Linked DNA regions of Homo sapiens: region 2 is linked to region 1. A link is an interaction called in ENCODE POLR2A ChIA-PET data of the cell type or tissue named here. Cell type or tissue: PC-9. All regions are shown on one strand.

What was found. ChIA-PET counts read pairs that join two places held together with the same protein. Peaks named below come from ENCODE experiments on the same cell type or tissue, not always from the same donor. Only the 100,000 strongest peaks of a DNase experiment are listed, where the experiment ranks them.
Region 2: POLR2A ChIA-PET joins it to region 1 with 7 read pairs; 2 of 35 experiments call an interaction of 5 or more read pairs at or near these places.

Annotation. Positions count from the first base shown.
Region 1 is chr13:40,908,430-40,913,429 of GRCh38, forward strand. It overlaps the pseudogene TPTE2P5 and the pseudogene SUGT1P3. Among named protein-coding and RNA genes, the nearest start is that of MIR621, 100 kb to the left of the region's middle. RefSeq lists an enhancer at 3,053-3,760. In PC-9, no CTCF peak of the experiment used is centred here; no DNase peak of the experiment used is centred here; H3K27ac peaks cover 424 bases.
Region 2 is chr13:39,901,118-39,906,117 of GRCh38, forward strand. No RefSeq gene overlaps it. Among named protein-coding and RNA genes, the nearest start is that of MIR4305, 240 kb to the left of the region's middle. In PC-9, no CTCF peak of the experiment used is centred here; no DNase peak of the experiment used is centred here.

The DNA.
Region 1 (5,000 bases):
TTTAAATTAATTTTAACTATAGTCAACCTTACTAATTTCACAGATATAAATAATGCAAATTTCCCTCAACCCCTTTGCCCTTAGAGAAGCTTCCTCATACACACAACAAAGTCAGAACTAAATCAGACTCCCAATATGCCATTAGTTAGGTTGGGGAGGAGGCTTGGTAACTGAGAGCTGAGTTGAGGTCCCTAAGCCTTTCCCAGCCCCAGCTTGCTCTTCAATGCAGCTACCTATTCAGTCTACTATTCTCTCAGTGGCTTTATCTGTTACCATGCCTTTCCTACCAACACCGAGAAGCATCTTTAAATTCTGTGAAGTTTTGTCATATCTCCAAGTTACAGGGCAGTTGAGAGGCTACAGGTGATAAATTTTATGCTTACAGATAATAGTGTAAATGTATCCATAAACAAATTTTTCATTTCTGGGGACACAGAACAATGACTACATTTAAACACAGTGCATAGTAAAATATGTAACTGCAGGCAAGAGCAATCTGGAAATTTTAAATTAAAAATTTCTTAAAACAAAATTTTCTAATTTACTAATTTATAAAAGAAATATAACTACATGGGCCTTAATAAAAAATGTAAATACACTCTCACACACACCATATTCTAGAGAAGAACTATTACATCAAAATCCTAGCTTTGAATAACTTATTATTTTAAATAATCAGTAACTAAAACCAAGCAATCTATCACACAGAGAGGGGAAAAGGTAATATTCTGAGTTATAAATGTTTTACCCTGTCTGATAAAAATAGAAGCATAAAAGTTTAACTTAAATTTTTCCTGGATTTAAATTTATAGATAAATTTGTTTTTCAGTGAAATATCCTTAATAGCAATTTTACCAAGGAGGCCTTCTTCTGAAGGCCACCTCTGAAATAATTAGAGAATAAATGTCAATGGCATGATATTAAGATATTATTCGGGTGGGCACAGTGGCTCATGTCTGTAATCTCAGCACTTTGGAAGGCTGAGGCGGGCGGATCACAAGGTCAGGAGTTCAAGACCAGCCTGACCAATGTGGTGAAACCCTGTCTCTACTAAAGATATAAAAAATTAGCCGGGTGTGGTGGCATGCACCTGTAATCCCAGCTACTTGGGAGGCTGAGGCAGGAGAATCACTTGAACCCAGGAGGCAGAGGTTGCAGTGAGCTGAGATCGCACCATTGCACTCCAGGCTGGGCGAGACTCCGTGGAAAGAAATAAAGAAAAAAGAAAGAGAAAGGGAAGGAAGGAAGGAGAGAGAAAGAGAGAGAGAGAGAAAGAGAGAAAGACAAGAAAGAAAGAAAGGAAGGAAGGAAGGAAGGAAGGAAGGAAGGAAGGAAGGAAGAAAAGAAAGAAAGAAAGAAAGAAAAAGAAATTATTCATTCAAGAAAAGCATTTAGGGGCCAGATGCAGTGGCTCCTGTCTGTAATGCCAGCATTTTGGGAGGCCAAGGCAGTAGGATCACTTGAGGCCAGGAGTTCAGAGACCAGTCTGGGTAATGTAGCAAGACCTCATCTCTACAAAAAAATATTTAACGAATTAGCTCAGTGTGGTGACACATGCCTGTAGTCCCAGCTACTCAGGAGGCAGAGGCAGAAGGATGGCTTGAGCCCTGGAATTCAAGGCTGCAGTGAACTATGATGGTGCCATTGCACTCAAGCCTGGGTGACAGAGCAAGACTCTGTGCCCCCAGCCCCCAAAAAAAGAAAAAAAAGAAAGGAATTTAGGCAGGAAACTTTTCTATTGCTCTTAAAAGTAGTAGGGCCTAGACATGCAGAGGATGAGGCCAGGCACAATGGCTCACGCCTGTAACTCCAACACTTTGGGAGGCCGAGGCAGGCAGATCGCTTGAGCCCAGGAGTTCAAGACCAGGCTTTACAACATGGCAAAACCCTGTCTCTGCAAAAAAAAAAAAAAAAAAAAAAAAGCAAAAATTAGTCAGATGTGGTGGCACGTGCCTGTAGCCCCAGTTACTTGGGAGGCTGGGGTGGGTGGATCACCTGAACCCAGGAGGAGGAGGTTGCAATGACCCAAGTTCGCACTATTGTACTCCAGCCTGGGCAAGAGTGACACCTTGTCTCAAAAAAAAGAAAAAGAAAAAAGAAAATGTAGAGAATGGTATGACTCATGTTTTTTCAGGGTTTTCAAATATGTATCAAGGCACTAGATAACCTGACTCTAGAATTTGCTAAGAGTGTAGATATGCTGTCTTGCTGACTGAATAGCCCTATTATTCACATGCCAAAACTGAAACTGGGATAAGCAAATTTGAGAATAAGTCCTATCACCCAGACCTTTCCTTTCCTAATTTGTAGCTTCCATTTGTGTAATGAGGCCTAAAATCCTTTTTTGAACAGGTATACAGCAGAAAAGCAAACCTTTAAAGCAGTACAGAGTAAGAATTTAACAGATAATATGTAAGAGCAGAGTTTCTTAACTCAGCACTACTGACACTTTGAACTAGATACTTCTCTGTTGGGCAGCACTGTCCTGGGCATTATAGGATATTTAGTAGCACCCCTGGTTTATATTCATTACATGTCAGTAGCTCATCCCCTATCCAACATTCATGATAACCAAAAATCTTTCAAACATTGCCTAAAGTTTCCTGGGAAACAAAATTGTTTCCAGTTAAGAACCACTGCTTTAGAGAATTGTGATAAAATTCTATCATAACATAAAGATAAAATAATAGTACAAGTAGGATTATGTAGTCTACAATTTTCTGGGATTACTCACAACCTCTATCTTAGTATTTTTCCAATTTTAAAATTCTTGCTCTCACAATTTCTATATATGTCTAGATATCTACACTGCTGTGATAATCTTCATATATTCCCCTAAAAAATATAACATTAAAAACTCACAATACTCTCAAAACTCTGTGTTTCTTCTGTACCCTCTCATAATTTATCAAACTATACACTTCACTTCTCTATAAGTGTTAAGATTTCCCATCTCAGCATTCTGAATAACTTAAAATGAACAGACTTCTGACCAAGAAAGCAAATTAAATTTTCATTTCTCCATTAGAAAAAAACAAAGCCAGACTAAATAGAGAGAGCATGTTAAGTGTTTCCATATGGCTTTTTACTTCTAATGGTAAGTTTATCTGTGGTTTAAATGCTAAAAGGCTGATTTAACCAATTTTAAGTGATCCCATATCTGCAATCAATATGAAGTGTAATTAAGATGAGAAAAATAGGTATTGGGTTTCTGTAATTAACTTGAGATTAACATTAACAAAATTCAGCTTTGGTATTTCAGACAGAAATGGATAAGTTTATAAAACTACAATTTAATTCTTACTATCTAATTTTTGTCCTTCTATAAAAGTTTCTAGAGAAGCAGCATAGTTTTTTTTAATGGTATTCACATATCCTGCATGAACATATTTAAAACAAATTAACACACACACAAGATCTGGAAAATAGCCTTCTTTCTAAATAAAAACATTTAGTATTTTCTATTGTTGAAAGAAAAAATTTATTTTAAGCATATGTTAGTAAGCCAAGAGACTTTCTAAAATACTGTTAACATCTAGTATAATTTCCAGTAAAATTCAATTTTAGAACTTACTTCAGAAGGAATTTCACTTTAATTATACATACTTGCTTATTCCAAAATATAATTATACAAAGGAATTAAAGCAGTTTCTTACTTAAAGAATAAAGTTACACTTATCAACAGAAACAAGATGGGATATAAAGCACATAGATACAGAGCTTTCATAGCATTAAATGTAGCCTATTCAGCTTGGTTGAATAATAGGATGTTCACCAGTCAGTTAAATAGAGTAAATTCCAAATGATAAACAAAAAAGGAATGTGAAATGCATCAGTTTCATCTATACCCTGCAGTTATTTCAATCATCACTATTTTAAAATATATTAAGTATAGATCTCCTATCACATATTATGGTTAACAAAATAATAGAACTATAACTTTATATTTAAAATTGAATCATATCTCTGCTATAATATGTATAAATAATTTTACTACTTATAAAGCTTACAATGAACTCATTCAACAAATTAAACATCTATTATTTACAGTCCAAGCTCAACAAAAAGAGTAGCTATTGCATACCCTTTTCTCAGCACAGCAGTGGAATTATTTGGATTGAGTTCACGAGACTTCTTTACATCAGCAACAGCAACTATGTAGAAAAAGATGGGTTTTTGGCCAGGCATGGTGGCTCATGCCTGTAATCCCAGCACTTTGGGAGGCCAAGGCAGGTGGATCACGAGGTCAGCAGATCGAGACTAGTCTGGCTAACATGGTGAAACCCCGTCTCTACTAAAAAAAAAATACAAAAAATTAGCCGGGCATGGTGGCACGCGCCTGTAGTCCCAGCTACTCAGGAGGCTGAGGCAGGAGAATTACTTGAACCTGGGAGGCAGAGGTTGCAGTGAGCCAAGATTGTGCCACTGCACTCCAGTCTGGGTGACAGAGCAAGACTCCGTCTCAAAAAAAAAAAAAAGAAAGAAAGAAAAAGATGGGTTTTTCATCAGTTATTTACAGATTCTAGCAAATACAAACAGAATATGGATCAGTTTTAGATTTCTAAGTTTTCAAGTTGGTAGAAATGCCAGATGGTTTTAAATTTGGAAAAGCTAATCCAAGACAGAATTCAAATAAATGTTACTCTTGTACCTTCCTTTTGGCTGAACATTTAGCTTCCTTCCTAAAGCTCTTCAGTCAATGAATACAACTGTGTCACAAAATTCATCTCCTTTTCTCATTAGCATCATCTATGTAATTTGGCCAGGTGCAGTGGCTCACACCTGTAATCCCAGCACTCTGGGAGGCCAAGGTGGGCAGATCACCTGTGGTCAGGAGTTTGAGACCAGCCTGGCCAACATGGTGAAACCCCGTCTCTGCTAAAAATACAGAATTAGCCGGGCATGGTGGCATGTGCTTGTAGTCCCAGCTACCTGGGAGGCTGAGGCAGGAGAATCGCTTGAACCTGGAAGGCAGAGAGTGCAGTGAGCTGAGATCATGC
Region 2 (5,000 bases), 1.0 Mb before region 1:
AAAATCTTACACAAAAACTTAACAAGCATTTCCATCTTATAAAATAAAATAAGATTCCGTCAGTAAGGTTTGGAGAGATTAGTTCTTAGCCCAGGTTATTCTCCTTTTTACATGATCCTTTCCTATACTAGCTACAGAATTGCAGAAAAATACTCCCTGGAGAGTGAGCTGGCTCACTTCCAATATTCAAATGTCCAGGTAAGGACTATTTGTCCCTCTCAACTTATAATCTTGTTAAATTGTGAGCAGCAGCCTCTGAAGACAGTGTCTCAATTTACCAAAACTATTAAAAATGTGTTTAGAGATATCTAGGAACCAGATGGCAGAATAGGACCTTTTAATCAATCTTCCAGGTGATAAACTGAAACTTACCATCTTTTCCTTCTCTTCTTTGTTCTCATCACTAACTTCAAAACAATGCATCAATCCAAACAGTTTAATTCCCTTATTACTCACCCAAACCACCCCAAAGTGTGAATTTCCCATCAGTTAATAAATAAATTGCAAGACCTTGAAAGAGAATACAGACAGAATAAATAAATGGAAAGATGCTCAGTGGTAAAGAAAAAGTTATTCTGACACTTGTTAAAATGGTAAGAAAGACTGGAAGACTTTGTTCAGGACTCTTGCAATAGGTGTTAAGACAATTGCAACAGAGGAGAGAGACTGAGCTCAACTCCAGATAGAGCAGAGACAGCTGGGGCTTTGTAGCCAATGAGCAGAGTGAGGGCTTCAGTGGATGGAACACTACTAAGGGGAGACATCAACGGTAGGAGGGATTCTTGCTAAACTGACTTAACAGGATTCTTGCTGAAGGCAGGTCAAGGGCTTATATATCAGAAGTAGGGGAAGAGGAACTTGATCAGATATCAAGGGTAATCAGACATCAAGGGTAAGAAATTTTCTCTAAAGTGACTTAGCAGGATTCTTGCTAAGACTGGCCTTCTGCAGGTTTGGCAAGAACAGGAGCTGAGGCTGAAGTCCAGTCCAGAGAGGGCTCGGAGAGGCCTGACTAAACTTTGGTCAAGGAGAGAATCTTTGTCATCAGTAAGTGGTAACTGTTACTAACAGAGCGACATCTTGACTTTGTCACTTGTCTGTCTGTCGATTTATTTCAGAGCACTCACATATCAGCTCTATTTTCTCTCCCATTTTTGCTGCTTTGGAATTTAATGGCTGAATTTAATATTCACTCTACCAAAATTCTACTACAAGTAATTAATTGACACATCCCAGGGAGGTGGATGTGATAGAATTTTAACTGCATCCCTGAAAATTATATGTTGCCATTTATAAGTTAAAAACCTGATTTGAGAGAGTTTCAAAATTGAGTCATTTATAGAGTCAAAAATTGTATGCTTTTACTCCAAAGACATTGGTTTGTGGAAGATGTTACTTGTCGAAGAAAAGATATTGTGTGCTAATAAAAATCAATAAGCTTCAAGGCCGGGTGCAGTGGCGCATGCCTGTAATCCCAGCACTTTGGGAGGCCGAGGCAAGCGGATCACTTGAGGTCAGGAGTTCGAGACCAGACTGGCAAACATGGTGAAACCCCATCTCTACTAAAAATACAAAAAATTAGCTGGGCATGGTGGCACATGCCTGTAATCCCAGCTACTCAGGAGGCTGAGGTGGGAGAATCACTGGAACCTGGGAGGTGGAGGTTGCAGTGAGCCGAGATTGCGCCACTGCACTCCAGCCTGGGAGACAGAGTGAGACTCCGTCTCAAAAAAAAAAAAAAAAAAAAAATTAATAAGCTTCAGAAAGCCACTCAGAAGTTGATCATTTGAGGTTTGTGTGAATTTTAATCCTATCACAAACTTGATTTGATAAGGTAGGAAACTTAAATTATCTACCTTAATTTCTTCATCTATAAAATGAGGATCATCATATAACACACGATTAATTTTTATATGTAATTATGGTAGAAGTAAGTGCTTCTGAAAGACTAACCTCCAAAGAAGATATATCCCTATTTAGTAAAATGGGATAAAATCACTTCCAGCCTGGAGCAGGCAGTGGGTGAGATGGATTCTCATGGTGCACGCATCTCTATGATTTTGTAAGTCTATGATTGCCCCGGATCTGGTAATGTCACTAGTTTTGAGTGGCATTGAGGGGCATAAAGAGAAGGAATCATGGTTATGGGGGAAAAAACAATCTCAATCTCCAATTTATCATCCCAGCTGATAAAAATTTGCTTCTATTCAAATTTGAAAGGGTACATATTTTTAAAAACCAAAAACATTTACTGGATGATTACAGAGCTGTGACAATAATGAAGCCAAATCAAATTGGACAAATATTATCCAGTACATAGAAGGCCCTTGGTAAATGTTTGTTGAATTAAATCTGAATATGAATGATTGCAAGGTATTTTGGAAATAAAAAACCATGAAATATTAGATATCAAAATATAAGAACCTAGTATTATTCAGGAAAAACTAAAAATCTAAATCTTACATGATTAGATTCCTAATCAATGATTCATCTCATTAGATTTTCTGAGAAATATTTAATTAATTAATATAAAGACTTTGGATTTTATTTATTTATTTATTTGAGACAGAGTCTGACTTTGTCGCCCAGGCTGGAGTGCAGTGGTGTAATCTCAGCTCACTGCAACCTCCACCTCCTGGGCTCAAGCCATGCTCCCACCTCAGCCTCCCGAGTAGCTGGAACTACAGGTATGCACCGTCATACCCAGCTAATTTTTGTATTTTTTGTAGAAACAAGATTTCGCTATGTTGCCCAGGCTAAGATTTTGGATTTTAAAATGATGTTTTGAATGTATTTTCTTGCCTTTTAGCTTGTGTTATTAGTTCATACATATTAGATATTTATCAGCAAATATTTATCGAGTGACTACTAGGTGTTAGGCACTATTCTAAGCATCAAGGAAGCAGAAGTGAACAAAACAGAAGTAAAATTCTATCCTCATGGAACTTATGTTAGAGTGGTAGAAACAAGTAAACATATATGTGTTATATAGACTGTCAAATGCTAATAAGTTATATTAGAGAAAGGTAAAACAGGGAAGGGGGAATGTGTTTTCATTAGAAGCAGTGGTCAGGGAAGCCTCCCTGAGAAGACACATCTGAGTAGTAACTGTTATTAACAGAACAATGTCTTGACTTTGCCATTTGTCTTTTTGTTAATTTATTTCAGAGCAGTCACAAATCAACTCTATTTTCTCTCCTTTTTTGTTGCTTTGAAATTTGATGCCTAAATTTAATATTCACTCTATTAAAATTCTACTACAAGTAATGAATTAACACATTCCATGGAGATGAAGGGTGGGGGCAGGGAGGAATGTAAGCCCTCGGAGTATCTGGGGGTCTCGCACCCCAGCCTTCCAGGTAGAGTGAACGGCAGCACCTGAAGAGGCTCCATGCTCTGGGTGTTTGAGGATTACAAAGAAGTTGCCATGGGCTGGAGTGGAGTGAACAGGGATGAGGGCAAAAGAACTTAGAGCAGAGGATAATATGGAATCCAACTGCATGGGATCTTTAGGTCAATATCAGAATTTGAGCTTTTAATCTGAAATGGGTGGCCATTCCAGTTTTGTAGGTATTTGTGTGTGTGTGTGTGTGTGTTTGTGTGTGTGTGTGTGTGTGTGTGTTAGTCAGGGTTCTCTAAAGGGACAAAACTAATAGGATATTTGTATATATGAAGGGGAGTTTATTAAGGAGAATTGACTCACATGATCACAAGGTAAAGTCCCACGATAGGACATCTGTAAGCTGAGGATCAAGGAAGCCAGTCCAAGTCCCAAAACCTCAAAAGTAGGGAAGCTGACAAGGCAGCCTTCAGTCTGGGGCCGAAGGCCCGAGAGCCCCTGGCAAACCACTGGTGTAAGTCCAAGAGTCCAAAAGCTGAAGAACTTGGAGTCTGATGTTCGAGGGGAACGTGGAAGAAAGATGAAGGCCAGAGGACTCAGAAAGTGTGCTCTTTCCACCTTCTTCTGCCTGCTTTACTCTAGATGCTCTGGCAGCTGATTAGGTGGTGCTCACCAGATTGAGGGTGGGGCTGCCTCTTCCAGTCCACTGACTCAAATGTTAATCCCCTTTGGCAACACCCTTAAGACATATGCAGATACAACACTTTGCATCCTTCAATCCAATCAAGTTGACACTCATTGTTAACCATCACAATGTGGTAACATAGACATGACATAAAATTTACCATTTTAACTGTTTTTAAATGTACAGTTCATTGCCATTAAGTAAACTCACATTGTTGGGCAACCATCACCACCATCCATCTCCAGAACTTTTTTATCTTCTCCAACTAAAACTCTGTACTCTTTAAACAATAACTCCCCATTGTCCACTATCCCCAGACTCTGGCAACTACTATTCTGCTTTCTGCCTCTATCTGTCTGCCTATTTCAGGTACATGATATAAGTGGAATCAAACAATGTTTTTACTTTTGTGATTGGCTTATTTCAGTTAGCATAATGTCCTCCAGATTCATCCATGTCGTAGTGTATATCAGAATTTGATTACTTTTTATTGCTGCATAATATTCCATTGTGTGTGTGTATATATATATACATATATATAGTATATATAGTATATATATACATACTATATATATGTATATATATATACACACACACAATGGAATATATGTTATATATATAGAGTTTGTTTATTCATCCATCCATGGATGCTCGGGTTATTTCCATCTTCTGGCTATTGCTCATAATGATGCTATGATCACTAGTATACAAACATCTGCCTGAGTCCCTGCTTTCACGTCTTTTGAGTGTATACCCAGAGTTGAAGTCATTTGAGACTTTTGAACAGACTGGTGACTTAAGTTTTTACTGTATTACTCTGGCTGCTGTGAGGAGAAGAGGCTGTAGAGAGACAAGGGTGAATGGAGGTGACCTAGTAAGAAGATAATTATTATTGAATCCTGAATATAGTTTGAAGGAGGAGCCCACAATGTTTGCTGCCAGATAGGTTGTTGAGAGTGAAAGAAAGAGAGGAGT